3 separate regions of the Homo sapiens genome follow, and regions 2 and 3 are each linked to region 1. Evidence: chromatin loops called from intact Hi-C (ENCODE). Cell type or tissue: chondrocyte. All regions are shown on one strand. Links, peaks and the distances in the headings refer to the core of each region. The heading gives the core; the rest is flanking DNA. Region 1 holds the start of VBP1 (VHL binding protein 1). Region 2 holds the start of VAMP7 (vesicle associated membrane protein 7). Region 3 holds the start of TMLHE (trimethyllysine hydroxylase, epsilon).

Evidence for each region. A loop is a pair of places that touch in the nucleus more often than their neighbours do. Peaks named below come from ENCODE experiments on the same cell type or tissue, not always from the same donor. Only the 100,000 strongest peaks of a DNase experiment are listed, where the experiment ranks them.
Region 2: a loop joins it to region 1, with 10 times the contacts of the local background. A loop is called at or near these places in 5 of 110 quality-filtered maps.
Region 3: a loop joins it to region 1, with 8 times the contacts of the local background. A loop is called at or near these places in 2 of 110 quality-filtered maps.

What each region holds. Positions count from the first base shown.
Region 1 is chrX:155,211,435-155,222,033 of GRCh38, forward strand. It overlaps VBP1 (VHL binding protein 1), which reads left to right and starts at 5,026. Exons shown (of 6, transcript NM_003372.7): 1 at 5,026-5,141; 2 at 8,749-8,873. The coding sequence starts at 5,049. RefSeq lists enhancers at 4,679-5,467, 4,778-5,072, 5,070-5,149 and a silencer at 5,320-5,409. In chondrocyte, for the core only: CTCF peaks have their summits at 5,454 (motif pointing left) and 5,687; DNase peaks (open chromatin) are centred at 4,967 and 5,287.
Region 2 is chrX:155,877,241-155,887,839 of GRCh38, forward strand. It overlaps VAMP7 (vesicle associated membrane protein 7), which reads left to right and starts at 4,105. Exons shown (of 8, transcript NM_005638.6): 1 at 4,105-4,208. In chondrocyte, for the core only: no CTCF peak of the experiment used is centred there; a DNase peak (open chromatin) is centred at 4,091.
Region 3 is chrX:155,606,713-155,617,311 of GRCh38, forward strand. It overlaps TMLHE (trimethyllysine hydroxylase, epsilon), which reads right to left and starts at 6,240. Exons shown (of 8, transcript NM_018196.4): 1 at 6,080-6,240. SPRY3 (sprouty RTK signaling antagonist 3) reads left to right here and starts at 5,874. Exons shown (of 3, transcript NM_001304990.2): 1 at 5,874-5,935. In chondrocyte, for the core only: no CTCF peak of the experiment used is centred there; DNase peaks (open chromatin) are centred at 5,919 and 6,249.

The DNA of each region.
Region 1 (10,599 bases), core at 3,578-8,577:
TCAGTGTGAGGCCCAGAGAAGCAAAGGCAAGAGAAACAAGTCCATACCCTTAAGTATTTATAGGCTGATAGAGGCACTCGTCTCAGCTTCTCCTTTTCTTTGGTACTGACATCAGACATTTTAGAGTCAAGTTGAAAAGAGTTGGTCGTATTTTTGGGCTTTCATATTTCAAGGCATTTCAACATATCCACAAATAGCAGGCCCAGTGAGCTGTGCAATATCATGGGGCTCCAATGTTTTAGGAGTTAGTCCTGAGCCAGACTGAATGCTCTCTCTTATCTGTATATGTGAAGAATAGCCCTTCTTCCTCCCCAGGAGGCTGTGAGGGATTTAAAACAGATGTCTATCTGAGGGACCCTGCAGATCTCCCATGCTATGAGCAGGCTGTGTGATTTCTCCCCATCATGAGGCCATTATCATGACATGTTATGGCTCATGTCTCAAACCCTTGAGTTTCTTATTCTGTGCCATATCCATGCCTTTCAATTATCAGGACAGTAGCTGAAATTTATTGAGGGCTTACTAGGTACTGGGCACAGTATCAAGTATGTTATTATGTGTAATTCCATTCAATCTACTTAATAATATGTGCCCAAAGCCCTATTATTATGGTTATTTTACAATGGAGAAAACTGAGACAGTGTTAAAGTAACTAACCTAATATCCCATAGCCAATAAATAATCAAGCTTGACTGCAAAGTGCATGCTCTTAGCCTTAACCATTGTGCTGGAAATGCACCATCTCTCCCAATTATTATACAGGAAAACTTGTGACTGGGAATTTACCATGGCTTATACTGAAGGTCTTCATGTATCCTAAGGAGTCCGGCCCAAAGGAGATTCAGGAACATGAAAGCAGAGTTTGAACCTTTTTACATCCATGCTTTTTATTGGGTTTGGTTGGAAAGGAAGAGCTTGGGTGGACATGGGGGCAGAGGGATTTGGAGGGTGTAATTACTCACCTTGGGGCCCAAGATCAGGTTTTCTAAATTGAGAATTGCATAGTTACAGAAGGAACCCGGAGGATCCAGTGGGATCTAGTGACAACCATGGGATGCAGAATTAGTACTAGTGCCCTGATGACTCACCAGAGGTCGTAGTCAAAATGTATTAGCACTAGAAGTGAGTCTGGAGATCCTCTAGTCCAAAGCTCACATTTCACATGTGAGGACACTGAGCTAGATAGGTGAAGACACTTGTCTAATGAGGCACAGCCTGTTAAATGACAGGGTTAAACTAGAACCCAAGTTCTAGGGCCTATTACACAGTGGCAAGCCTAGAAATGGATTCTGGAAATAAAGCAGGGTAATGTCTGGGAGTCCCCAGGGCCATCATTCTGGCAGATGAGGTGGTGGGGTGGGGGTTGCAGAAGGGTTAGTTCCCTGAACAAAGGACCTCTCCACATCACCTTGGATAAATAACATCAGTCCCAGGAAAAAGGAAATCACATTGCCACATTTTACCTTGTCTAGGAAAATCCTACCTTGTCCTCTCTTGTATAAACAGAGCAAAAACACTGAAGATACAATAACAATACACAGTGAGAACACTACCAGCACACTCAACAACCCAGGGTAGTGAGTATGGAGGCCCATTGGCATGTCTGGAAATAGAATACACATGTATTCTGACTTACTAGGAAATAGCCCCAAGAGGCTGGGGTGGCTTAGCATGCAGGAGCACTATCACAGTTGAGTGCCCTCCAGGGGAGTTCCAAAGCCCCTAGGGGAAACTGCACTTTCTGCTCTCAGAAGTCAGGATTAGAAACTGAATCAGAAGGTCGAGCAGAGGCTGTCTCAGAACATCCTGAAATGCTTGGCATCTCTCTGAAGGCCTTGGGCTCTTTCCCAGTGGGCTTCCTGGGAGGAAATGACCCCAGTGACCAGGCTCAGGAAAAAGGAGACACATTCCCCCAGCCTCAGGATTTGCAGCTCTTCAGAGTAATTTCAGAGGCTTGTGGAGATTGGGACAGAACCTGTTACCTGCACAAAGCTTCCAGGCAAAGATGGAGTGAGAGTTGTTGTCGGTTCCCGGCTGTACAAATTTAAGTCAACTCTTGGTTATCTGGGTTCTGGAAGTTGCTAAGGATATCACCCTCTTCTTCCAGGGGACTCCAATTGTATGTCACATCATTTTCTTCCTTCTCTGCAGAGCACATTAGTGTGACATTTACAGGTACTATTCACTGAAGTCATTAAACTCTGGCTTCCCAAAATATGAGCCAGTGGTGCACCAGAGCTGGCTTGTACCAGCTTGTGAGAACCAATTGTTAAATTTCTAGAAATTCTGCAAGATGGTTGTTAAACACAGCCATCATTTAAAATTAAATTATAAAAATTTACAATTAAATTCTTTTAAAGGCAAAGGTAATAAATATTCAAAATTTATCACCTTCTAATTATTTTTCGACATTTGAATGTTACCTATGCTCTTGAGGTTATTTACATCGATTGTATCTGTGTGCTACTGGGCATGTCCTCCCAACTCGACATGGATTGAAATCAGCCATTGTGGGAGTATCCAGGCTACAGAAATTGGTAGATGCTACAAACTACGGCTTGATCTATGTTTGTCACTCTAGACTTGAAAGCAATGGAGAAAATGTTACTAATGCAGATTCAGCTTAAAAGTGAGTTGTGTCTGTAGCCATTATTGTGAACAGCACCATAAAATGAGGCAATATTTTTCTGGTATTTGAAAACCATTATCCAATTCAGCAAATAAATCACTCACATTGTTGATGAATGATCCAAGTACCAATATAAAAATAATTGTTGAATTACTTTTTTCTTATTACTTAACATAAATGAAAATATCAAGCAACATTCATGTCAGAACTACACTAGTTCATCAATTGCAACTGTAGGTTGTCTAGGGAGATATGTATTTGGCAAAAATCAAAAGCATCCTGTCAGAATTGGTTATACAGAATTAACGATAAAGAGTATTGTATATTTTATTATCACTTATGAAATTGTGTGCTATACACCTTTTACATCAATACAATTTATAATAAATATATACCCCCTTTCTAAAGAGAATTAGTTGAACATTTATCAGCACAACACTACGTGAAATGATTGTTTAAGTTGTTCTGTTTCCTGTTGTATGCGTATTTTCTTTACATTTTGTTTTGTTTTGTTTCAAAAGTGTCCATGGTGAAAAACTACAACCTTTTAAAGTCTGTTTTAAAAAATGCTTTTATTAAAGCAATCTAAAGATAAGCTGTAAAAGGTGTGGGCTACTGAAGGGTTGCTAAAGACCAATCATATTTAGTCAGGTAATAGCTAGATTTGGATCTGGCAAGAGGAAGGTTTTTTTTTTTTTCTTTTCCTTTTTTTTTTTGCTAAGAGATAAGAAAATGACCACCTATAGAGTTGATAAGGTTAGTGTACTCTTGGAAAAGCTGCTGCAGCCATGGCAGGAAGGAAAGAATTGGTATACAACTTTCTAATTAAGAGAACACTAGAAAGGAAATATATTCAGCAGTATAAATAAGGGAATCTTCTGTTTGTACCTGTAAGGGAGTAAAACATGAGCGATAAGCTGATAAGGCTTTTGGCTCCAAAAGAAAAACCTGGCCCGAAGTGTCAAATACTATATCTCTTAGAGGGATTTATTCCAAATTAAAATTAGTGATAATTTGGAGAAATATTTCCTAAAGTTTGAAGTAAGTCCTTGATTGGTTCTAACAATGATTAATATAGATAGGGATCAGTGAAGTTGAACAAAATTTGCATGTGTATCTGATATCTCAATGTTTTTCTGTAGAAACGTTACCTACTTTTCAAAAACAAAATTTTTTTTTGGAAGGCACTGAGGTGGGGGAGAGTGGTGAAGAATAGAATTCCCATATACTTTTCTCTCCAGGAACAGAGACATTATCTTACAAAACTGCTGACCAGAAAAGGTCAGAGTCATGGTTAGCTAACATGTCTTCATCCTCCCAAGCCAAATCGCATAGAAGCCACTGGAGAACTAGTTTGGAATTCCGGCTTCACTACTATGTAGTTGTAGGATTTTGGAGGAGCTGTACAGGTTCACTGAGCTTTAGTTTCCTCATTCACAATATGACGATACCAATTTCTTCCTCATATTATATCTAAAGACATATCTATGTCTATATGCTTGATCGTACATTATGTGCGGAGATAAACCGGTAACAGTGATTGCCTCTGAGAAGAGAGACTTACTTTCCATTGCGTAATTCTTAGGCTCATGGTAGAATTTGTGCAAGTGGATGAAGCACTGCCTCACTGGGAAACACTCCAGTGAAATAAAGCACAGAAAAGAGCCCGAAGAATAATTACTTGGTTCTGTATGACACATGTGCTTTTAAAGGGTTGTAGTGTAGGATGACATTGGGTAAGTCCATGGGCCTAGAAGCCTAGGTGGAGTTCTTAGGATTTTGTATGTAGACTATGAAGTTTTGGAAACGTTTGAGCTGGAGAGAAGACATTCTGATCAAAGGTGGCTTTCAGGAAAGGCTGGTGCGACAGGCAGGGTATTTATTAGAATGAGGCCAGTGACCACTCTGAAACAGACACAAAGTAAGTTCCCTTCAAGGGGCAGGAAGCTCCCTGGGATGGTGAGACCAGAAAGGCACAGAGGCTGAACCCTCGTGATGGCGCTAGGTCCCAGGTTCGCTAGCATCCGAGAGAGGGGATTGGGTCGCTCCAGAGGCCATTGCGAAGGCTGCTGCCAGTTCTAGGGTCGGGGTGGGGTCAGGCTAGGTCCCTATTCCTAGGGCTTTAGCACCGCTCACTCACAAGACCCCTTTTCCCAGGAGGACGTATGGGTTTTTCCTGTCGCTCCAGCTTCTCTTTCGCGGCCCTTCCACGCTTGTCACTTACCTGAGCGCAGCCAATCAGCACCTAGAGGTTGGGCTACTTTCGGCCAAAGGAGAACGGGGACTTGTGGGGGACGCTCCCTGCGCACCAATGAATGTGCATGGAGATGGAGAGGCGGGCCTGCAAGTGCGAACAAGCCAATCACGGAATCCCGGCGGCCGGCGGCCCGGGAGGCAGTCGCGCGCTCGCATCCCCAAGATGGCGGCCGTTAAGGACAGTTGTGGCAAAGGAGAAATGGCCACAGGGAATGGGCGGCGGCTCCACCTGGGGATTCCTGAGGCCGTGTTTGTGGTAAGAGGCACGCTGTTCCCTGGCATCTTGGCTTGAGGCCTTGGACTGCCCCTTTCTTCCCGGCTCCCACCCAGGCCTCGACTGTTGGAAGGAGCTGAGCCAAGTGTTCAGGGAGGGGGCGCTCGGTCTGCTCTCACCCCTCGCACCTGGACAGATTGAGCTCTGCTGGGGGCCCGCCCGGAAGAAACGTAGCTCGAGAAGGCCGTAGAAGAGAACGGGGTGCGGGGCCGGGACGAGGGGCGAGGGGCGAGGGGCGGCGGGTGGCAGGGCAGGGCGGCCTGAGGGACCTCCGGGCTGCCGCCGGTTTTCGTCCCCCTGCTGGTTGGAAAAGGGGAGGTGGTGAGGAGCTCTCGACTCAGCATGGATGCTGGAGACACAGTACAATGAATAGGCAGAACAGCCAGTGCTAAGATGTGAAAACCGGGAATATCACTTTGTCTGTTGAAGGAATGCAGTGGTCTCGGGAATGTTGCCTCGGGAAATGGAAGAAGAGACCGATGGGAAAATAGGATGATAGGTTGGGAGTGTAAAGTCCTTCTGTGTCTTGCTAAGGAATTGAGGTTTTCCAGTAGGCAACGGGCTGTCATCAGAAGGCCTTTCGTTTTAACTACATCATTCTAACAACTTAGTGGAGAATGAATTGTTGAGAGAGGAGGCTGAACCCTCCTGATGGCGCTAGGTCCCAGGTTCGCTAGTGTCCTAGAGGGGATCGGGTTGCTCCACAGGCCGTTCTGGAGGGCGCTGCCTGTGCTGGGTGGCTTTTTAAAAATTTTATTTTATTTATTTAATTTAGAAATAGTAGTTGAAAACTATTTGACTAATGAGAGAAAACATCTGACTGGCCCTCCAGGCCAGGTCATCTGTCTGTCCCCACTTAGCTACTATAAAATCTTCATGGAAGTTTCTCAATCTTTTGGTTTGTACCTTACCTTACCTCTGCCTTTTTTTTACTAACTACGTCTTATATCCTTCTAAAGACTCATTTATTTATACCACACTTGATATTGTATATTCGCATTTGCTGATTGAATTTCGTAATTGGTTATTATTTTGTGTTTTTATGAGCTGTGTCATTTATTTCTCTACATTGATCTATTATCTAACCATAACAAGGAATAAAATTTGTTGAGTGCCAGGCACTTTCTTAATGATTTTACAAAACTCGAGGTGGTAGCTACTACTGTTATGCCCGTTTTTTAGATGATAAAACTGAGGTACGGGGCACTTGAGTAACTTGCCCCAGGCCACACAGGATGTAAGTGAGGTATCCAGGGTTTGAACTTGGACAATCCGTGGAGGTCCAGACTGGCAGCTTACCCCTCATGCTCTGCTACTGGGAGGAGGTGAGGTAGTTCTCATGAATCGCCCTACTTCTCCTGGTCATAGCATAGTGCCTCACACATAGTATAAGCTCAAACTAAGTGTCTAATTGAATTTCCATAGGGCCTTAAATGTTACATTCATGGTGCTCAGCTAGAGATGGCGTCAGAAATCTAACTCGGGAGGAGACACTTTATCTGAGGGCTTTATAATGTCTTGAAATGCTTTTTCCCTACAATGTCGTGGTTATTTTTTTCTAGACCTTAAAATTTCTACCAACATAATGTAATAAGCAACCCAAATTTTATATAACTGTTTATGTTTCCAAACTATTAATAATTGAAGTGACATGGTATTGTAGAAAGATTATTGGCCTCTAAATAGACCAGGGTCTGAATCCTGGCTCTGCTTCCCAGTTGCTGCTTAACCTTAAGCATATTATTTTACCACTTTGAGCTTGAGTTTCTTTAACTGAAATAGGGATGACAATACTTAGAGAGTTGTTATGGGAAACAGAGAACATGCTTGCAGTATTGCAGTGTAGTAGGTGTCGAATAGGTATTAATATTCATGATGATAGGAAGCAATATACCATAGTGGTTAGAAGTCAGACCCAGTCCATTCCCCAACCCCGCTGAGGCAGTAATTTGTTTTCTTTCTCTGCTTGAATTGTTGTTTCACCCTTGTCCATTTCATGACCTCTTCATCTTTCCACATCTAGTTCAGATATCATCTCCCTGTAGTTTTCTCTGACCTCTACCCCAAAACAAAATCCCTGGCACTTTGTGTCCCTGTGGCACATTATGCTATACATAGGTGTCACGTACTCTTATAAGCGTTTCACATATGCTAACTCATTTAATCCCTGGTGACGAAAAGGTACTTGTACAGATGATGAGGAAATTGAGGCAAAGAGAGGTTAAATAACTTCCCTAAGGTCAACTCATCTAATGAGTGGCGAAGCTGGGATTCAAACCAGGCACCTCCTGTCTCTTAACCACAGCCTATGCCGCTATAGTTAATTCTTGCTAAACTCCAGCACCTGATAACATGTATCATGTGCCAGAAACTTACACTTCTTTCTCTTCCCTGCAGTGACCCTTCTAGGAAGATGGCATCTCTCTTTAACATACAGAACTCAGCCATTATCTCTCAGCCTCACCTTTTCAATTTCCTTTACTGTCTAGTTTGATGGCTTCTTAGTTCACTCCCTTGCTGTGTTTCTCTTCCTTTTTCTTCCTTGTTTCAGCTAAGATATTCTCTGGTAGCTAGTAAATATGGATAAGAATAATGATGTGAAGATCTTAGAAGCTATAAGATAATTGAAGTTACTTATAATAAAGAACTAGAGTTCTGTAAAGTACTAGACGACTCTTGTAGCATCTCTTTTAAGTTTCATATATTTTCATCTTGTTTCTGATCCTTATCTAATTAACTAGCCTTTCTTCAAGGATCAGCATGTGGTATAAAAAATATTTTAACATCAGTTTTACTGCTTTTCTTTTGATCAGTTATTACTGTTACAAAAGATTATTCTGTTTGCCTTTTAGGTTTACTTTGTTTCAGTTATTTGATACTGAAGGAAGCATTTGTGGATTGCCTTGGGAACCCAGTAACCATATTTAGTATGATTTCTATGGTAAAACTTGTTGAATTAAAAATAAGTAATAAAATTGATAATCTTGACATGCAACCTGTAAAATCATTTTGTGAATAGGATGCATGAATAGGCAATGTATTTGATTGTTAGTTTCATATTTACTACTAGGGATGCATGGGAAATGCATAAAGTGGTGGGCAAGGTCATTCTTCTTTTCCTATTTTTGAATAAAAAATGAAGAGGAAAGTGAAAGAATAAATTAGCTATATAATATATATGTACCATCTGAAATTGTCTCTAACTTTTTATAACTACAGGTTGAGCATCCTAAATCTGAAAATCTGAAATCCAGAATGCTCTAAAATCCAAAACTTTTTGAACACCAATATAGTGCTCAAAGGAAATGCTCATTGGAGCATTTTGGACTTTGGATTTTTGGATTGAGGATGCTCAACTGGTATAATGTAAATATTCCAAAATCTAAAAAAAAAAAAAAAATCTAAAATCCAAAACAATTCTGGTCCCAAGCATTTTAGATAAGGGTGCTTAACCTGTACTTTTAGTTAAAAACAAACCTTTGGAGAAAAACAAAGCTTTTTTTTCTTCTATGTTTTAAAAACAAAGCAGTCAAAAAATCTGAGTGGCATGAATTCTAAAATTTGTAAAGTATTATTTTTGATATTAAAGGAAGATGTAGATTCCTTCATGAAACAGCCTGGGAATGAGACTGCAGATACAGTATTAAAGAAGCTGGATGAACAGTACCAGAAGTATAAGTTTATGGAACTCAACCTTGCTCAAAAGAAAAGAAGGTAAGTGTAAAAATTTCTAAGTTTTGAAAATCTTATATGACTTGAACTTTTAAAAAATTGAGATATAATTTACATATAATAAAATATTCAGATGTCAAGTGTTCAGTCCTCCAAGGTGGCTGTACCATATGAAATTCCCACCAGCAACGTACAAGAGTTCCAGTTGTTCCGTATCCTTGCCAACACTTGGTATTGCCAGTCTAAATGTGGTTTTGAAAACATAATAGAATGGTTGTTAAAGACTGTATTCCAAAGCTTTCAAAATCATAACGTCTTATATGTCTAGTTCATCCTTCTAATTTTGCCAGTGAGATTAGAGACCCACAGAGTCTGGGCATAAGACTTAATTAGTTATGAAATCCCAAGATTTCATAACTAATAGGCATAGGAAAAAAGCTATCCTTACTCTCAACTCTTTATTTCCCTACATTATTTTATATAGCTTATAAAGTCAATTCACTGTAATAAATATTTATAGATCTCTGTTTTGTGCATGTGCCAGCATTCTTCTGTAAGATAAATATTTATGGAATGCCAGCTAGATGCCACATACTGTTTTGGGTGAAATAACATCCAGTATCTGCTTTCAACAAGGACACAGGACTGGGCATGGTGGCTCAAACCTGTAATTCCAGCACTTTGGGAGGCTGAGGTGGGAGGATCACTTCAGTCCAGGAGTTCAAGACTAGCCTGGGCAACATAGGGAGACCCCCGTCTCTACAAATAATTAAAAAATAATTAGGCTGGGCCCGGCGGCTCGCACCTGTAATCCCAGCACTTTGGGAGGCTGAGGTGGGCAGATTGCCTGAGCTCAGGAGTTTGAAACCACCCTGGGCAACATGGTGAAACCCCGTCTCTACTAAAATACAAATAAATTAGCCAGACGTGGTGGCATGCGCTTGTAATCCCAGCTACTCGGGAGGCTGAGTTGGGAGAATTGCTTGAGCCCGGGAGGCGAAGGTTGTAGTGAGCCGAGATTGTGCCACTGCACTCCAGCCTGGGCAACAGAGTGAGACTCCATCTCAAAAATAATAATAGTAATAATTAGCTGGGTATGGTGGCATGCATCTGTGGTCACAGCTCCTCTAGAGGCTGAGGTGGGAGGATCGCCTGAACCCAGGACGTTGAGGCTGCAGTGAGATGTGATCATGCCCCTGCACTCCAGCCTCGGCAAAAGTGCGAGACCCAGTCTAAAAAGCAAACAAACCACACAAAAAACTAGGGACACAGTTTGGTGGAAATTATAGGTATATAAATAAAATTAGCACACAAAGTAGAACAGTAGAGGTACAGGGGGATGGTAACTCATTACTTTGTACCAAAGCACCTCATTAACCTGGAGGGGCCAAGGAGGTTCAGAGGAAGCTTCTAAGAGGAACAGATAGCTGTGTAGAATTTCAAAGATTAGTTGTGAGTTTGGAGGCAGACTAAAGTGAGGAAGGGGTAGTCTGGGCCTAAGGCACCATTTATGCAAAGGTACAGAAGTTTGTAGGTATATTTTCTCATTTGATTTTGGTGACAGTTGTACAAAGTTGAATATGTACTGAGTATTAGATGAGATGAAAAGTCATTGACATGGAAAGATGGAGAGTGTTAATGGACAGAAGCAAGATAGAAAACATTAAGAACAGTGTGCTCTCGTTTTGGAAAAAAATGTATGTATGCACAGGAATATCTGGAGAAATCCACACTAAAGGCATATTAACAGTGGTAATCTCTGGGTAGT
Region 2 (10,599 bases), core at 2,168-7,167, 660 kb after region 1:
AACTTAGTAAATAAAACACTTGAATAACTTTGCCACATCAGAGCAGGTATTTCTATATCTGCATGCTCACGAGTTTTTAGAAAAGGCTAATGAAACTGCTCTCCAGATGGGAGTTGATGTCAAGTCTTATGGCAAGTGACAATGCTTTTGGCATTATCACAATATCATGTCACTTCACCTAAAAGGTGAAGAATCTACAATAACTCTGTTTGCTGAAGATCTTGAAAGTAGGAAGTGAAATCTGAATAGAGATACCCATGGGGCACATCTACTACACCTCTGTAATCTGCAACCAAACCAGAGGCATTCTCTGACAGAAAAATATTTCTTTGGACAAAAATAAATATATAAAGAGAGTTGGGTCATCAGCCTTCTTTTGCCAGAGTGCTGAGAAGAACAAGAAATTTAAATAATCTATATGAAGAATTTAAAATTTCCTTTATATACACAATTTAACTGTGTGCATATAAAATTAACAAAAATGCACTGATATCTAGCAGGTTGTTTAGGGAATGGCTCCTATAATTAGAGAGAAAAACGGCTTGCCAGAACGTGAACACTCTATTACCAATAGCTGCACATAGTCATTGAAGGTTTAAATCAAACACATCTGTGGCCTTTAAAAAAATTTTTTGCCTGCCAGCACCATGGCTACAAGCAGCTATTAAACTGAGATATAATAAATAATCAAAATGTGGATGCTGGAAGTGCTTGACACATTATGAGAAGCAGTGTTCCTATCACAGATATAAAGAAATGGCATGTTCTTGATGTAATGAGAAATCTTACTACTATGTGGAACACAGACACCTCGGAAGTAATTAGCTGGGGATGGTGGCACGTGCCTGTAGTCCCAGCTACTAGGAAGGTTGAGGCGGGAAGATCGCTTGAGCCCAGGAGTTCAAGGCTGCAGTGAGCTGTGATCGTGCCACTGCACTCCAGCCTAGGCAACAGAGCCAGACCTCATCTCAAAAAAAAAGAAAAAAAGAAAAAAAATAATTATTCACAACTGCTTTGCAAAAGTTCATGTTAGAACCACAGATGGCTCAGATGAACAAAGGAAGATATGTGACGACTCTAACTGGAATAAGCTGCAACCAAAAATATGTCCCATACTCAAATGTCAATTATTTTATAGCTATTGATAATGTGTTAGTTCCCTCTACGGATTGTGAATTTCAAAAGAGAACAGGTATCCTTGATGTAGGTCTGTTTTCAGCATAGTATAAGAGGAAGAAAAGTTGCCTAAGTCCAAACATCCAGGAGAAAAGAAGCATGAACAGCAATGGCAATCAGTGATACACTGCAATCATGTGATTTTGATTCAAAAGCAACAGAATCACTAGATTTGTTTGTAAACCACAAAATAACACATCACGTGAAGCTGGAAGCCATTATCCTCACCAAACTAATGCAGGAACAGAAAATCAAACACTGCATGTTCTCACTTGTAAGTGGGAGCTAAACAATGCGAACACATAGACACAGGGAAGAGAACAACACACACTGGGGCCTGTCGGGGTGGGGTTGGGGGAGGGAGAGCATCAGGAAAAATAGCTAATGCATGCTGGGCTTTAATACCTAGGTGATGGGTTGATAGGTGCAGCAAATTACCATGGCACACATTTACCTGTATAACAAACCTGCACATCCTACACATGTACCCCAGAACTTATAATAAAATAAAAATAAGTAGGATAGAGGACAAACTGCTAAATCTAAGATGCATATTTGCAGCACTGCCTAGCATAGTAATAATTTAGAACATCTGGCAGCCCTTTAAAAGTCAACAGACTGCTTTCATCTCTGTTATCTCATCTGATCGTGCTAGGGCTTGGTGGATAGAATTATCTCCATTTTACAGGGGAGAAAACTAAGGCTCCAAGATTTAGTAACTTACTTCAGTCCCATCAAGGGAGAACTGGATCAGATTCCTGATCCAATTGCCAGGAGGCAAACCCTGATCCAATTGCCAGGATCCAATCTTGATCCAATTGCCAGGAGGCAAATATTTCTGCTGTCCCACTGGAATATAGGGCTTTCCTGGCCTGCCCTTCTAGGGTCTGCATTTGCCAGCCCTAGGATGAACACTTATACAGGAGCTATTTCTAAATGTCTAGATAGCCATGTTTATCAGTGCCCCACCATTCACTATGGTAACCCTAGATGCTGAAAATAACCATATTAAGGAAATTAGCCTGTGTACATTCACTCTCGTCATCATCTTGGTTTTGGTGGGTTTTGGCTGGCTTCTTTACTGCAGTCTGTTTTATCAGCAAGATCTTTATGACCTGTATCTTGTGCTGACCTCCTATCTCATCCTGCGACTTAGAATGCCTTAACTGTCTGGGAATGCAGCCCAGTAGGTCTCAGCCTTATTTTACCCAGCTCCTATTCAAGACAAAGTTGTTCTGGTTCACATACCTCTGACAGGGAGGCCTCAGGAAACTTACAATCATGGTGGAAGGCAAACGGGAAGCAGGCACATCTTACATGGCCAGATAATTACACTACAAATTTTAGGGTATAAATAAGATTACTTTAGGAGAGAATATGGAGTAAGAGGGGGCTTTGCTAGAGTCCTGAAAGCTCTAAAGAGAGGCGATATTTAGAGTTCACACAGCTTAGTAACTCAGATCTCTCTGACTCTAAAACTCATTCTTTTTCTAGGATACTATGCTGCCTCTTAAAGAATAGATATTGAATACAATATAATTAAGTTGATATTAATACCAAATGCGAACCTTTGCAAAGGGGAGATAAAGCAAGGGGAATGATTAAGATCACCAGGAAGAGTGTGAAGAGTAAGAAGAGAAGATGGCATAGGGCAGAACCCTATGGAATGTGAACATTTCTAAAGAAAATGAAGAGCTGCCACAGAGGTGGGAGGAGAACCAGCAGGGTGTAGTTCTTGGAAAGAGCTAACAGAATAAAGGGGTTCAAAAAGGAGGGAATAAGGGCCGTGTGTGGTGGCTCATGCCTGTAATCCCAATACTTTGGAAGACTGAGGCGGGTCGATTATGAGGTCAGGAGTTCGAGACCAGCCTGGCCAATATGGTGAAACCCCGTCTCTACTAAAAATATAAAAAATTAGCTGCCTGTGGTGGCGCACGCCTGTAGTCCCAACTGCTTGGGAGACTGAGGCAGGAGAATCGCTTGAACCCGGGAGACGGAGCTGGCAGTGAGCCGAGATCGCGGCACTGCACTCCAGCCTGGGCAACAGAGTGAGATTCCATCTCAAAAAAAAAAAAAAAAAAAAAAGGAATAATGAAACTAAAGTCCTGCAGAGTTGAAATACGGTAATGGCTTAAAAGTATCTATTTGTTTTAGCAACACTGTTGAGAATTCTGTCTGTAAAGGAGAGGTGAGAGAAAGACCACTAGCTTATCTGTGTTTGGTCTGTGTTTGATGAGGGGGCTTGGGGTATGGGGTTAAGAAAGGTGACTTTGGAATGTTTTAGATGAGAGAAATTTTGACAGCCTTTAAGTCCTGATAGTAAAGAGCGAGTTAGCAGAGAGCCGTTGAGGAGTCATGCAACGGAAGGGTTCATCAGAGGAGCTTGACTCTGAGTCGGCAACAGGGAATAGAGATGGAAGAGGGCTGGCTTAGATCAAAGGAGAGTAGTCGTTTATTATTATTATTATTGCAAAAAGAATAGGAGAAAGGATTGGTGAGGGGTACAAGAAAATTAGAAAATTTCATGGCGAAAGTAGAGGCAGTTCCTGTCAGATGAATTCTATTTTGTCTGTGAGGAAACGGGCGACGCTGCCTACTGAGACTAAGCAGGAGAGACGGGGCAAGCTTGGCTCTTCATTTATGCCGCCTACTCATTGCTGGTAGATTCTTTATCTAGCCTGCATCCTCTCATTTTCCTGGATCCCTATACGGCATTTGACGCTGTTTACCACAAGAGCTGTCGAACGAACGTGAAACACTCAGTGATACTCCAACCGGAACTACTACTCCCAGAATGCAGTACGGCTCCTGGGAAGTGCGGGGGGCTGGGAACGCAGCAGGCCTAGCCGTGTCGCCTGCTGCCATTGGAGGAGCGCTCCCACTCCCAAGAGGCCACGCGTAGACGGGGCGCTTCATGCGGAAGTCAGCGGCGTCCGGTCCCAGCCTCCTCTGGGAGCGGGCAGTTGGCGACCCTGCACTGACCCGCGTCCCTCCGTCCCGAGCCCGCGCGCCCTCAGAGGGTGCCCGGACAGGTAAATGGAGTGGGGTGCGCCTGCGGGAGGCGGGGAGAGAACTGCGGAGGGAGGGCGGAGGTGTCGATGGAAAGGTGCTGGGGTGGAGCGAGGAGGCAGTGCAGGGGTGACTTGGGCTTCTCTGGTGTCGACAGTTCCAGTTGTCGGGCAGGACCAGTTTTGGCGAGGTGCGTCTTATGCCACTGGAAAGGCCTCGAGTTAAAGAGTGTCAGAATGCGTCACTTAAGCTGTCATTACAGGAGGGAAAAAATGTTAACTTTCTCTCAGTTTGTATTCTACAAGACCTTTCTGTAGCATTTAAATCTCTTGAGATCGCCAGAGTCTTCTAAAAACTCTCTACGTCCTTGTTCGATGACGTCACTTTCTGCTTCACCTTCTACTTCTGGCTGTTTATGCTCCTTCGTGGGTTCCTAGCCCCTTATTCGCCCTTCCTCCACTGCTCAGTATTGACAGTCCCCTTCTTCCTCTGTTCAGGGACTGTATTTCTGCCTAGACCCGTTTCCTCAGCTTCAGACCTGTTTGGTGTTTTTATTAATGGCCAATGTTTATCAAATTCTGACTGCGTACTTTGGTAAATGCTTTACATCTCCGTCTCCCATAACTCTCACAACCAACCAACTGTCTTCATTTGGCCTCATTAATTGCTTTCAACTACCTGTATCTCCATTATCCCTCCCTTGATCCCAGAGGATACAGTCATGTTTAGGATATTAATTCCCTTTGAATACCTGTGGCTGAGAGCAGATCCATTCATACATTTAACAAATATTTATTGAACGGCTGGTATATGCTTGACACTCTTTTAAGTGCAGGGGATACAGCTGTAAACAAGACTTAGGAGGTTGCTACTCTCAGGAACTTACATGTTTGTGTCTAGAGGGGAAAACAGGAATAATCAGGATTATGTTATATATTGGTTAATGCAAAATAAAACAGGTGGTTGACTTGAAAGGATGGGATCCTATCCTAAGAAAGTCAGAGGTCAGGGCATCGTCCAGAAAGAATAGTTGTAATACCAACAGGAATAATCTTGATCTGTAACATGACTTTTCGTAAACACCTCTTCTTTTCCCCTGTCTAAGCAGTGTTTATTCTTCATTCTTCTATCTCCTCCAAGGTTATTGCATCAGAATTCATGGTTTATCTGTAGTTGGTTTATTCCTTCTAAGACCCAGAGAGAAGAGTGGGGGATTGGATTACTATTAGCTCAACTGCTTTATCTTACTTAGAAAGATAGTTTGGTTGTGAAAATATTATTCTTACCAGGTCCTTCTGAATATAAAGTTATCTACCATTTATAGTATATTTTAAAACCAAAATATGCTCAATGTTCACTCATTTATTCAACAGATATTTGAGGGAATATTAGATGGTAGGCACTGTGCTGAGCACTGGGAAAATAGGGTAAAATAGACACTTTGACCTCTCTTCCAAGGAGAAATAATCCTAACAGTATACTGAGGAAATTTCTAAGGCATAGGCTGACACCTGCATTCCTGTTCTTCATCCGAGGTGAGATCATCACAAAACATTAAGACATTTCCTGAGCAATTGCGGACATTCTTAGATTATTCACTTATTATACTTTATTGCATTTATTTATATCTGTCTTCCCCATTGTTCTATGGCTCCCTCAAGTATAGGAGTCCCTTCTTCCTTAACTTTATACCTCTAGTGTCTACTTTGACTGTCATATAGTAACCCACCAGTATATACGTGTTGAACTGAAATAGACTCCCTATTTGATCAAATTTAAATGACATGATTTATACAAGGCCTTCTTTATGTAAGGCCATCAGCCGTATTCCTCAACCTTCTCATTCACCAAAGGTGGACCATTCCATCTTATCAGGCTAGCTTATGTACCTTCTTTACCTTGCTCTCAGTGCCTTCTCTTCTTCCATCCATCCCTCCTAAAAGGATCTCCCATCTCTTCCCAAGCACCTTGTGTACCTCCCTCCATTAATTTGGTGGGCCAGTTAATTTAATAATCTGCTCATGATACAGGGGTGGAAAAAAATTAATTTCCTTTTTATATTTCCTATGAAACATTCTGCCAATGAACTCTTGCAAGAATTAATGTAATAGATCCTACTGCAATAATATAATGATACAGAATACTTTTTAAAGATTTTGCATTGACTATCACCATGTGCTATGTAATGAGTTAATTCTACTACTTTATTTGAACAGTTGTATAACCTCTGTTCACACAGCATGTTTTGGTATCATTTGGTTTCTACTTGGTAGAAACACATCTTTTTTTTTTTTTTTTTTTTTGAGACGGAGTCTCACTCCGTTGCCTGGGCTGGAGTGCAGCGGCGCGATCTCGGCTCACTGCAACCTCCGCCTCCCAGGTTCAAGCAATTCTCCTGCCTCAGCCCCCTGAGTAGCTGGGATTACAGGTGCACACCACCACGCCTGACTAATTTTTTTTTGTATTTTTAGTAGAGACGGGATTTCACCATTTTTGGTCAGGCTGGTCTCGAACTCCTGACCTCAGGTGATCCACCTCGGCCTCCCAAAGTGCTGGGATTACAGGCATGAGCCACCATGCCCGGCCAAGAAACACATCTTTGAGTATTACTTTCTCAGCCTGAGGTAATTTAAGTGGTAATGTTATTCTGCCACATTGTCATTTTCAGGATGTCAGATAAAAGCCTCAAGTATTAAAATTAAACTTTTTTTTTTCTTTTGAGACAGAGTTTTGCTCTTGTTACCCAGGCTGGAGTGCAATGGCATGATCTTGGCTCACCTCAGCCTCCACTTCCCGGGTTCAAGCGATTCTCCTGCCTCAGCCTCCCAAGTAGCTGGAATTACAGGCGTGCGCCACCACGCCTGGCTAATTTTGTATTTTTAGTAGAAACGGGGTTTCTCCATGTTGGTCAGGCTGGTCTCGAACTCCTGACCTTGGGTGATCCGCCCGCCTCAGCCTCCCAAAGTGCTGGGATTACAGGCATGAACCACTGCGCCCAGCCAAAATTAAAGTCTTATTCCATGCAGGTATCTTTCAATTGTAAATCATTACTGCAAAAGACAAATTTTGTCTTTATAACTGATTAAAAACAACAGCAGTACAAGAGTGCTTGAGTCATGACTGTCGTGAATTTAGGATGTGCCAACCTAAGATCAGCCAGATACTTCTAAGATGTAAACATTAAGCATTGTTATTTTAGGTGATTTATTGACACCTATTTCTTTATAGACAGGAATGCAAGTGCAGCACTGAATTGTGTGCCATTGCTCGTTTATAAGATACACATGTAGATGATCCAGAATATTCTTATACATTTTTCAGTGTTATCAAAATACAAATGCAGAATTAAAAGATTTCTCAAAACACATGGACTTGGCCTTTCCCCTTACTCAGTTACCTGAAACTGTCTTCAGCCTCTACTTGAAGATGCTTCTGCTGAGGAGGAGCATTTTCATCATTGCTGTTCTATGTTATTACCAAATTTTTTAATACAGGCAATTTCTTACTTACAAATGGATATATTCTAAAAGTACTGTTGTAAGCTTATTGTTTGGAACGCTGGATGCATTTCCTTCTATAAATAATGCTATCCATGACATTTACACTGTTATGCCAACCAGTATCATTTTATTAACTTTTAATTTAGTGGACTCGAAGACCTTCCCCACAATTTACAATAATTCCTCTATTAAAAAACTGCATTTATAATTCTCATTTGAATTCCCTTATAGCATATCTTTTTTTAGAAACCCAACAACTAGAACAAAAATATCCTTTCTTTAGTCCCTTAACATAGTAAAAACAGGCTTTTCTAACTCCAAACTGTTGTGGGTGACCCTTCTAGCCCTTAGCTCTAAGGACAGTCCTCCAATATGAGCAAGGAAAACGAAGGGACAGAGGTTTTAGAGAGGGAGGCAAGTTGGGTGATATGAGTATCTGGAAAGGGAAGGGTAGGATTTATTTGGGATGAACAGTGAGTTTCTAAAATGGAAGTTTGCATTGCTTGTCAGCCTTTTGGCTAAGATCAGGTGTAGTATCAGTTTAAAATGGGGGTTTGTTGTGGGTTGAATTGTGTCCTCCAGAAAGCTGTGTTGAAGTCCTAACCCGTGGTACCTGTGAATGGGATCTTATTTAGAAATAGGATCTTTGCAGATGTAATTAAGATGTAATTGAAAATGGGGTCATACTGGAGTAGAGTGGGCCCTTTATCCAATATGACTGGCATCCATATAAAAGAAGAGAGACAGAGAGAATGCAGTGTGAAGACACAGATACAGAGAACACCATGTGACTACAGAGGTAAAGATTGAAGTGCTGCACCTCCAAGCCAAGGAACACCAAGGATTGCCACCAAACTATCAGAAGCTAGAAAGAGATAAGGAAAGATTCTCTTCTACAGGTTTCAGAGGGAGCATAACCCTGCCAACATCTTGATTTTGGACTTTTAACCCTCAGAACTGGTAGGCGATACATTTCTGTTGTTTTAAGCAACCAAGTTTTTGGTACTTTATTACTGCAGCTACAAGAAACTAATACAGGATTCTTAGCAGGAATAAAGTAGAATTGGGATGGTGGCTGTGGGACCAAGTGGGGAGTGAATAGGAGAACAAAGAGGAACAGTGTTGATATGGGGCTTTCCTTTATGTTGCATTATCTTTTTTTCTTCCCTTCTCTCTCTGGCTTATCTTTTCATTCTTTTTCTTCTTGGATCTTATCTTTATATAGCACTTTATGGTTTATTAGGCATTTACATACTGCTAATAATTAGCAGAGCCAGGTTTTCTAACTTCAAGTGCAGTGTTCATTGTGCCACAATTGTTTCTGTTATCCCAATACTCATCAAGACGTTATGGATTCTATTACAAGACACTTACAATGGGGGCAGGTAAGACTTCATAGGTGGGATTTTTAGCAGTATAGCAGAGAGGAAGGAATTCCTATTAGTGACATCTGGAAGGAAAGTAAAGTTTCTGTTGCTATGTACCCACTGTTTAACAGTCATTTTTAAGTTGGGGACTGCTTTTATTGGAAGAAACACTACTTGCGTATAACTTATATTCATTGTTCCTAGTTATATTCTGAATAATGTGCTCCCTGTTCCAGGTGACTGTACTTTATATAAACTCAAAAACTATTGTCATGTTCCCTCTAAGTCCTCTCTTTCTCATGTTACATATCTCTAGTTCCTCCAGCCAGTCTTCAGATGACACAATCTCCATGTCTCTCACCCATATTGTATTGCCTCCCTTTTGTCTAGTCGTTAAATATTCTACCCAGAATTGAATTCAGTATTTTACATATGTTCTAACCAGCACAGAGTGTAATGGGACTAGTACTTAAACAGGTCAAGACACCCTATTTCTTAATGTACTTTGAGATTATGTAAGCATTTTTAAGCAATATCGCATACCGTTGGTTCATAATGAACTTACAGTCCACTGAAACACTAGATCTTTTTGTATTAATTGTTGCCAAGGTCAAGTTTCCTTCTGAACCTGCACAGGGACTGAGGCTGCTGCTACTTTTTCATCTCTCTGTTCCAGGGACCATATGATTTCTTATCTCTGTTTCTCTTTGTGTTTTTGTTCCTCTCTACTGTGTCTCTTTGACCCTAAGCAATGACCTCCTTCCTTGTTATAAAATTTCACTGATTGTTTTACAGTCTTCATTCTCTTTCTTTCCTTTCGGCTTCTGGGCCACCACACTTTTGGCTTTCCCATTTGGTCCTCCTCAGTCTTTGTGAGTCTCTATTTATCTACCTTTCCCTCAACTGTTGGTTGTGCTTTGGGTTTTATCTTTGGCACTATTTTTTTTTTCTGTATGCAATATATCTTCAGCAAATAAATCATGTTTAAAATGGCAGATCTAACTGAGCTCATCTGGGAATAAAAGGGCACAGAATCAGTCCCGGAGGAAAGTCGACATTTAGAGGTCAGGTAGAGGAGGAAGAGTCAGCAAGAAGACAAAAAGAGCAGCCAGAGATGTAGGAGCATTTCAAGAAGGAGGGTCGGTCAGCAGTGTTGACTGTGCCTAAGAGGTCAAGTAAGGTAAGAATAGAGAAGCAACCACTGTATTTTGCAATATAGAGGCTGTTGGTGACCTTAGGAAGCATGGTTTTCTGGAGTTTTAAGGGCAAAAGCTGGATTATAGTAAGTAGAAGAGTTGAAAGGAGGCAGAGGAGCAGAGATAATGCGTAACGATGCTTTGAAGAAACAGAACAGGGCCAGGTACGGTGGCTCATGCCTGTAATCCCAGCACTTTGGGAGGCCAAGGCAGGTGGATCACTTGAGCCCGGGAGTTCAAGACCAGCCTGGGTGACATGGTGAAACCCTGTCTGTACAAAAAAAAATACAAAAATAGCCGGACATGGTGGCACACACCTGTAGTCCCAGATACTCCAGAGGCTGAGGTAGG
Region 3 (10,599 bases), core at 3,484-8,483, 400 kb after region 1:
TAGACTAACAAAGAAAAAAAGAGAAGACACAAGTAACCAAAAACAGAAATGATAAAGGGGACATCATCACCAACCCCACAGAAATACAAAAAAAAAAAAAAAACCCCATCAGAGACTATTATGAACATCTTTCTGCACACAAACTAGAAAACCTAGAATAAACTGATAAATTCCTGGAGACATATAACCTCCTAAGACTGAACCAAGAAGAAATACAAACCCTGAGCAGACCAATAACGAGTTCCAAAATTGAATCAGTAATGAAAAGCCTACCAACCAGAAAAAAACACAGGTCCAGAAGGATTCATAGCTGAATTCTACCAGACATATAAAGAAGAGCTGGTACCATTCCTATTGAAACTATTCCAAAGAATTGAGGAGGGACTCCTCCCTAACTCCTTCTTTGAGGCCAGTATCATGCTGATACCAAAACCTGGCAAGGACACAACAAAAAAGGAAAACTTCAGGCCAATATCCGTGAAGAAAGTAGCATGTCAAAAAGCTAATTCACCAAGATCAAGCAGGCTTTATCCCTGGGATGCAAGGTTGGTTCAATGTATGCAAATCAATAAATGTTATTAATCACATAAACAAAACTAAAAACAAAAATCACATGTTCATTTCAATAGATGCAGAAAAGCCTTTTGATAAATTGCAGCATCTATTCATATTAAAAACCCTCAAAAAACTAGGCACTGAAGGAACATACCTCAAAATAATAAGAGCTATCTATGACAAACCCACAGCCAACATATACTGAATGAGCAAAACTGGAAGCATTCTCCTTGAGAACTGGAACAAGACAAGGATGCCCACTCTCAACATACTACTGGAAGTCTTGGCCAGAGCAATCAGGCAAAAGAAAGAAAAAAAAGGCATCCAAATAGGAAGAAAGGAAGTCAAACTATCTATGTTTGCAGACAATATTATTTTATACATAGAAAACCCCTTTGTCTCTGACAAAAATCTCCTAGATCATATCAACAACTTCAGCAAAGTTTCAGGCTACCAAATCAATGTACAAAAATCAGTAGCATTTCTATACATCAATAATGTCCAAGCTGAGAACCAAATAAAAAATGCAATCCCATTCACAATAGACATAAAAAAAATAAAATACCTGAGAATACAGCTAACCTGGGAGATGAAAGATATCTGCAATGAGAATTACAAGACACTGCTGAAAGAAATCGGAGATGATACAAACAAATGAAAAATCATTCCATGCTCACGGATAGGAAGAATCAATATTGTTAAAATAGCCATACTGCTCAAAGCATTTTATAGATTCAATGCTATTCTTATCAAACTACCAATGGCATTCTTCACATAATTAAAAAAAATTATTCTAAAATTCTTATGGAACCAAAAAGGAGCCCAAATAGCCAAAGAAATCTTAAGCAAAAATACAAACTTGGAAGCATCACATTACTTGATATCAAACTATAGAAGTCTACAGTAACCAAAAGAGCATGGTACTGGTACAAAAACAGACATATAGACCAATGGAACAAAATGGAGAGCCCAGAAATAAGGTTGTGTGCCTACAGCCATCTGATCTTTGACGCTGATGAAAACAAGTAATGGGATAGATACTCCCTATTCAATAAATGGTGCTAGGATTGCTGGTTGCTGTGTGCAGAAGATAGAAACCAGAAGGCGTCTGCCTTCTTTACACCATATACAAAAATCAACCCAAAATGGATTAGACTTAAATGTAACAACTAAAACCATAAAAACCCTTGAAGAAGACCTAGGCAATACCATTCTAGACATGGGCCCTGTCAAATATTTCATGACAAAGACATCAAAAGCAATGGCAATAATAATAAAAACTGATAAATAGCACCTAGTTAAACTGAAGAGCTTCTGTACAGCAAAATAACCTATCAATAGAGTAAATAGACAACACACAGAATGGGAGAAAATATTTGCAAACTAGGCATCTGACAAAGTTCTAATATCTAGAATCTATAAGGCACTTAAATTAACAAGCAAAAACCAAACAACCTCATTAAAAAGTGGGCAAAGGATATGAACAGACACTTTTCAAAAGAAGACATACATGTGGTCAACAAGCATATGAAAAAATGCTCAACATCACTAATCAATGAAAACCACAATGAAATACCATCTTACACCAGTCAGGATGGCTATTACTAAAAAGTCAAAAATAACAGATGTTGGCGATGGTGCAAAGAAAAGGGAACACTTATACACTGTTGGTGGGAATGTCAGTTAGTTCAGCCACTGTGGGAAGCAGTTTGACAATTCCTCAAAGAACTTAAGACAGAACTACCATTTGACCCAGCCATCCATTATTGGGTATATACCCAAAGAAATATAAATCGTTCTGCCATAAAGACACATGCATGCATATGTTCCTTACAACACTATTCACAACAGCAATGACATGGAGTCAACCTAAATGCCCATCAGTGGTATATGGAATAAAGAAAATTTGGTACATATACACCATGGAATACTATGCAGCCACAAAAAGAATGAGATCATGTCCTTGGCAACAACATGGATGGAGTTGGAGGCCATTATTCTAAGCAAAGTAACACAGGAACAGAAAACCAAACACCACATGTTCTCATTTATAAATGGGAGCTAATATTGAGTACACATGGACACAAAGAAGGGGACAATAGACACGGGGGCCTACTTGAGGATGGAGATTGGGAGGAGGGTGAGGATCAAAAAACTATCTATTGGGTACTATGCTTATTGCCTGTGTGATGAAATAATATGTACGCCACACCCCTGTGACACACAATTTATCTATAGAACCAACCTGCCCCTATACCTCTGAAACTAAAATAAAAGTAAAATAAATAAAAACCTTTGCCCTTCAACATACAGTAGTAAGAAAATGAAAAGACAAACCACAGACTTGGAGAAAATATTTTCAAACTACATATCTGATAAAGGACTTGTATATAAGCAACTCTTACATCTCAATAGTAAGGAAGCAAACAACCTAATCAGAAATGGGCAAAATATGTGAGGAGACATTTCTCCAAAGAACATATACAAATATCTAACAAGCAAATAAAAAGATGCTCAATTAGCCATTAAGGAAATGCAAATCTAAATCACAATGAGATACTTCTCCACACCCTCAAGAATAGCTACACATTTGAAAAAAACAAAACAAAACGGGGAAATAACAAATATGGTGATGATGTGAAGAAATACATTGCTGGTGGTTCATATAAATCTAGTAACTGTAAAATAGTACAGCCCCTTGGGAAAACAGTTTGGCAGAAAATTAAACATACAGTTATAATATGACCAAGTAATTCCACTCATAGGTGTTTAACCAAGAGAATTGAAAACGAATGTCCACCCAAAAACTTGCACACAAACGTTCATAGCAGCTTTATTCATAATAGCCAAAAGATAGAAACAATCCAAGTGTTCATCAACTGATGACTAGATAGACAAAATGTAGTATACTGATGCAATGGAATATTACTCAGCTATAAAAAGGAATGAAGTATTTATATATGCCACAACATTAATAAACTTTGGAGACATTATTTAGATGAAATTTTCAGGATAGGCAAATCCATAGGCACAGAAAGTAGATTAGTGGTTGTCTGATGCTGGGAGTAGTAATGAAGACTGACTGCAGATGGGCAAGGAAGATGTCACTGACGTGATGCAAATGTTTTAAAATTAGATTGTAGTGATGGTTGCACCACCCAATAAATTTATAAAATCACTTTAAATATGCAAATTTTATGGCATGTAAATTATCCTAAATACAATATTTAAACACTGTGAGCATCAAGAAAAAAAGAGAACTTTCATCTCCTTACTTTGACAATTTATTAGGGATCATACAGAGGTCATTAGGCTGTTTGTTGTTGTTGCTGTGGTGGTGGTGGGTTGTGGTTTTCCCATGAGAGTCGAGGGTCATGCAACCATTTGGTCTTTTAAAATAAAAATTTTTAAATCAATTAAAAAAGAATATTGCTGGCTTGAAATTTGGAGTAGTCATGGGACAAAGAGAAGTGGATGGATTTTTTAAAATATTCAGGATGTAGAAGTGACAAGATTTTGTAGCAGTTAGATATAGGGAGTGGGGAAAGGTGAGGAGGCCTCAGACTGAGTATGCTTAAAGTTGAATTCCTGTTGTCCTCCCGAACTGGCTGTCCTGTGCTGCCAATCTCAGTGAATGGATCAGCATCCTGGCACAGAGTTGACATTCATTGATTGCCTTTGGAGTGAATGAACAGAGTATGATGAATAGAGTGAAAATATAGCTAAACAAGGCAGACACCAGGTCCTGCCAAATAGCCAATGCAAAACTCACCCTTCAGGTTGGCTCAGCAGATATCCAGCATAATTTTTTTCTCACCTTTCAAACCATTTGGGAAATCATGAGGTATTTTCCTCATCCAGAAGAACACTCACCTACATATCAGCCACTCCTTCCCTAGAACCTACAGGTATGGAGCAGGCTGGGTTTTTTCAAGAGCCTCTTATCCTGTAAATCTTTACACAGGGCAATGGCAGGTGCATGTACAGCCCATATGAGCCCAGGGGATGCTTGGTATTATAGAAAGGGGATCACAGTGGTGCCCAACTGATGGATCCGTGTTCAGTTTGCAGGAAGAGACTCTTCCCACCAAAGAGGTTTGTTAATCCTGGGGTCCCCCTCCCAGCCCCTGGAGGCATCAGATACAGCTGTCAGAAACATTGTAAACACCCAGTGATCCACTTGGCTGGTTTTACTGTTGTTCCCAGGGTTGACAAGCAGAAATACAGAACAAATGGTGGTTCCTGAAACAGAGGCCAAAACAAGGAAGTGATCTGTTCCAGTCCAAGCTTCCAAGAAATAAAGAACTAGGTGGGGCACACTAAACAAGCCCCCAGACTCAACCACCCCAGTAAACATTCCCTTCATCACACTGGTTATGAGATAAAGTATAAGTTTTTTAAGCCTTATTATAAATAACCTTACTTAACGTCTTCTGGTTGTTGTGAAAATTATAGTATTTTGCAAAATATATGTTCACCATTATCATTACCACCAGTTCCTTAATGAGGAGAAACCAGAAGTTGACACCAAAATGTTGATCCATAATGTTTATAGTCCTTCTTTGTCTTTATAGTTAATGTAAAATAAACTGTATGTAATTTTTACTACAGTGTGTCCTGAAAGGGCAAACCAAGCTACAAGCAACTCTAAAAGACTACTACTGTATGGGAGTGGATTATGAAAGTGTTTCTTAAATATGAGAGCTCAAGTTTTTCTTTCAGCGACTGAGTTAAAGCACGCAACTCATTTATCATGAGACTTTTGCTAGGCAGTGTACTATGTCCACTCAACACACATCATTTTAGGCAATCATCTGGTTAAAACGTTTAATAGTATGGCATTCACAAACCCATTCTTCAGAGTTGACATTCAATTAATGGTTTGAATGTCGTTTCCAGGGCAGTCAGGAGTATTTAAAGGCTTTTCCATTGTTTTCGGAAGAGAAAGAAAACTTCCTAGCCTAACTTACTTACCCAGAGCCTTGCTCCAGAGGGGGCAGACAAAGGGTAAAATCTGGGCAGAGAACATTAGTGGATATGAGAACGAAAGAAAGTGCTGCAAGATCTTGCAGACAGCTGAGTTCCACCTTCCACTCTACTGCCGAACAAAGTGAGGCAGGAAGAGGGTAGGGACTCGCTGAAAGCTAAACACCAAGTCAGTGACAGATCCAGGGCTGTAAAGTCCGACCGAGATTGAAACAATGTACACTGGGCGTCAGTCCCAACGCGAGCTTGCTCCAGCTCTTCCAGCTCTTCCTGAGCGCTAGGCCCATCCGGCCTCACGCTGATCTCCGGGCAGACTCTGTCGCGCAACTGGCACAGATCGTGACGACAACCCTGCGGCAAGGCAGGAGTGGCCTTCCTCTCCGCCAGGGTTAAGGTGAGTACCACCGCCCTTGGGCCCAGCAGCCCGGGTGAGAGCCTCCGCCGCCCACTGCGACAGGCCTGAAAGCGAGCGCCTGGGTAAACCCACCCGTAGCACCCATGGGGACACCCCTTCCCTGACCCACGGGACGGAACCCACCTGTGCTGGAGGTCGTGACTGCTAACTCCGCAGAGTGGGCAGAATTCCAAGCAAGGAGAGTCTCGGGAGGCAGCCTTTCACCCGCCTTTTGCCTTTTCACCCCCAAAACTGTCGGCCCCACGCTCCCCTCCCCCAGCCCGCTCGGGCCCAGCGGAGAGCCTGTAGGCCCCGCCCCACTCCTTCCGGCCGTGCAGGGTGGGTGCCTCTGGCGCCCGGGACTTCGCCCGGTGCTAGGGCGTCAGTCTCCCATTCGGAAGGACTGGGCCGGGGCACTCTATTCAATCGCCTTTAGTGAACATACTTGAAGCTATAGGTGCAGGGATGAGAAAAAACAGGCCCATAAAGCTATAAAACCTGGGTCCCCTGCCTGCCATTTCAGTGCTCCTCCCGAGTCCTCCCACTACGCTTCTATTTATGGTAGTTTATCCAGGTTTACTAGAAGTAAAATTCTACTACCTTTCCACCATTTTCTTGAGTTTATGGAAGTCATATACCGCTCATTACTCCCATCGATTCAGCTGAGCATCTTGAACCCAGGGTCCAGATACAGTGCTACATACAGTGAGCACTAGAAGGGAATACCCATTAGGAATGAACACCTTATGCAGGTAAAAATTTAAGAACGATACATATTACAAAGAAGGACCAAAAAGTATACTGAAATAGTATATGCAATGGAAATCCAAGGCAGATTTAAAAAATGAGAGTAAGAACAACAAAAAAAATCAAATGCATATATACTGAAAATGGGAAATTGTGCAGTATTATATTTATTCGAGATTAAAAGTGTTAATCTAATGTCAAAAAAGCAATAAAGGAATTGGTTTGTAGAAGTCAGGATCAACAAAAGAAGAAAAAGCCTCCACATCTTTGCCCTGGAATTCCTTCTGCCATGAATGCTCTTACCCGGCACTTGTTTATTTGGAAAACGGCTACTCGTTATTTTTGACTCAATTTAGATAGCACCTCCTCTGTGAAGCCTTCCCTGTCTTTCCCAGATAAGTTTGTATATTTTTTTTCCCTAGGTCCAGTATGCCCAATGGATCTCGTACAGGCCTCAAGAGTACCACTTACTCTAGATTATAATTTCTCTTTCTGCATGTCTTTGTCCTCTAATGAATAAGTAGCTTCTTGAGAGCAGAAAACTTGTGTTTTTCATATTTGTTCTCCAAGCACAGAGTCTAAAATGTCTATATATTTAATAAATATTTGTTAAAAAATTTCTAGAACCAGTGTGTAAACAAAAGGACATATCCAGAGTGTGAATGTAACATAAAGAGGAAAAACTAAGTACAATGAGAATCTAGATTTAGTCTGGCTGGTATTCATTCATGCAATAAACATTAATGAGTGCCTACTGTATGCCAGGCACTGTACTAAGATCTGGGTGTAAAATGATAAACAAAGCCCAGATATAGTCCATGCCCTTATGCCCTTATGTTTAAAGAACAAATTGGAGTTGGCCAGGCAAATGGGAAAACAAAAAAAGTTTTGGGCAGAAAGAACAGCATGATCCAATGTCCTGTAACAGGAAGATCATAACTGTAGCAATTAGAGTGAATGAGCTCACTTAAAGCTAAGCTGAAATCAACACAAAGTACTCAGAAAAGGCAACAGGTTGATAGACAATACCTGTTTGTTTGAGTCAGTAAAAGAAGCAAGTTTCCTTAATAATAGTAACCAACATTTATAAAATGTGCACTATATGCTAAACACTGGGCTAAGTGTTTGTTTTATATCAAACACTTAAGGTAGATGATATTATTTCTACTTTAAGGATAAGGCAACTGAGGCACAGATAGGTTAAGCAATTTTCACCAGGATCACATGGCAGATAAATTTCAGAGCTGAGATTCAAACCTAGGTAATTTGGCTCCAGACTCTAGGGAGCCTGGATATTTTACTTTTAATAAAATATAAATTTTACTTGTAATAAAATAAAAGTCAGATATTTTACTGTTTCCTCTCTCTGTGTGTGTGTGTGTAGCAGGTCACATGGTGTATGGCACAGAGTGGAACTTCTTAATATTTTTGGAATGAATGAATAGCTGAATAAAAGCAATAGGTACAAATGTGCTAGAAAACAAAATAGAAAAAAACAATAGTATCTGGGTCTTTTTATGTTCCCGCCACACCAGCTGTTCCTAGAACACACCAAACTTGTTCTTGTTCTGCTTCCAAAATATAATCTGCTCATGCATTTGTCCCTCACTGTACTGCTAACATTCCGGACCAGAGTTTGGCTTTTTTTTTTTATCTGTGAAGGGTCAGCTGGTAAATATTTTAGGCTTTTTGAGTCACATACAGTCTTTGTCTCCAGGTATTAAATTCTGCTTTCATAGAGTGAAAGAATTCACAGACAATACATAAATGAATGCGTGTAGGTATGTTCCAATAAAAGTTTATTTACAAAAACAGGCAAGAGGCAGGATTTGCCCTGTGGGCAATAATTTTTAGACTCTTGCTCTAGGCCAAATTATCACCATCTCTTGCATGGACTACTGTATTAAATGATGTCTGAGAGCCATCATCTTTGACTAACATCTACACCTTTGTTTTATCAGCCTCTCAGTGAAGCTTTAGTGATCTCTAATCATATTCATAACCTTGAGTTCTTGAAAGGTGGTTAAAACTATGTGTTAATTGTGATTGTGAACTTCGATTTATCAAAGATGGTCTTTAAAAGAACTACTAGTGATCTTTGAAAGAGTTAAAAAATTAAAGAAGGAAGATTTATTATAAAAGTAGTGACTTTTAGCCAGAAAATAAATATTCTGGACACAGTGCAATGTTGAATTTGGCTGAAGCTTTGGTCTATGACAAGAATCCTGCTAGGTATTCTATAGAGAAACAAATAAATGCTAAAACTTTTCAGAAATCATCTAGACCATACAAAATTTTCCTCACCTATTCATGGACAAAAATTTGGTAAAGCTGAAGGGTATATTAATTTGTGTTTCGGTTTATGAACATTTCTGACTCTGGGGATATGAACATTTCTGACTCTCAACAGAAATGTGATTCAGCATAAACGTAGTAACCTATACAATTAATTTTGCAGTGAAGAAGTATTAATTAGGACTCATTAGTTAAAAGTTATCAAAACCTACCTGAAACTAACAAGCAAAAGAGAGAAATTTATGGGAAGATAATAAGGTGTTTCACAGAACTCAAGAAGGATTAGAACAATCAAAACTTTTAAAAAGGCAAGGTATAGTTAGGCCTCAAGAATCGTCAAAAACAAGGATTCCAGTGACATTGACTCTATCATTCTTTTACCCCTATTTTTCCCTGCACATTTATCTGGGGTCTCTCTCTCTCTCTCTCTCTCTCTCTCTCCTCTCTCTCTCTCTCTCTCTTCTCTCTCTCTTCTCTCTCTCTCATCCCCTCGTTCCCTTCCTTGCTTTCCTCCCCACTCCTCTCAAGCTCTTTTTGTTTCCCAAGTCCATGTAACAGTAGATACGGTTACGGACACCTTCCTAGATTTTCATATTACAGATTCAACCACTGAAGAGAGACACTAAGCCATATCAGGTCCTCTGAAAAGCAAATCTACAGATCTATCGTGGGTAATGGCTGGCAAGATAAAGAGGAGATTACAGTACAGCTCTATGGAAGTCTCAACCACCCCAACAGAGACTGCTAATTAGAGGAATCCTGCGTTAGACAGAAACAGCCCTAGTACACCTCTTGTGCTCAGAGATTGGCTGGAGATGCCTGGGAAGGGAATGGCCTTGGATCAAATGATGCAAAAATAATCCCAAAAGTGCTCCAGCTGGAGACTGTTAGCTGACTCCACTCCTCATAGTAGGTTTTCCCTTGAAAGATCTGAGAGGCACTCCCTGGTTACCATAGACCTTTATGGTCCTATCTCCATAAATCTATGAGGGATTTATTGGCCAAGTTTGAGACTGGTGGCCACCTAAGACCAATCAACTGTAGCTAGGTGAGCGATGTCACATATACCAAAGGATAATTTTCTCAGTTTTCCTGGGGCTGAGGAATTCCCTGTAATGTGCTAAAACCACAACAGTTCAGGGCAAACTAGGATGCTTAGTTATTTTATTAGTACCCATGTTAATAGGGGTGGGAAAGTTAAAACCGTCCAGTAATATCCTACTATATAAACAATTGTACTTTACTGTATTTATGGAGGAAATTCTATGTATAGTGGTTTTATTGGATTAGGATAATTTATAAAGGTCTCAGAAGAATTCCCTTGAAGATGACAAAAATTTCATACTTTAATTCTTGCATGCTGGTTCCCTTGTGCATTTATACATTCTTCCTCCATCTAGAATGCTCCTCTCACTGCAACCTCCCTCTCCTCAACCTTGTCCTCACTGTTAGAAATGCTTCTTGCCCATTTCTCTAGTTTCCACATGGAATTATTTCTCTAAATTAAGATTAAATCACATAATAAATGCCAAGCACATATCATAGGACATGGCATAAAATAGGGGCTTGTATCAGTCAAGGTTCTTAGTTGCATGCAACAGAAGCTGAAGCTGACTGATTTA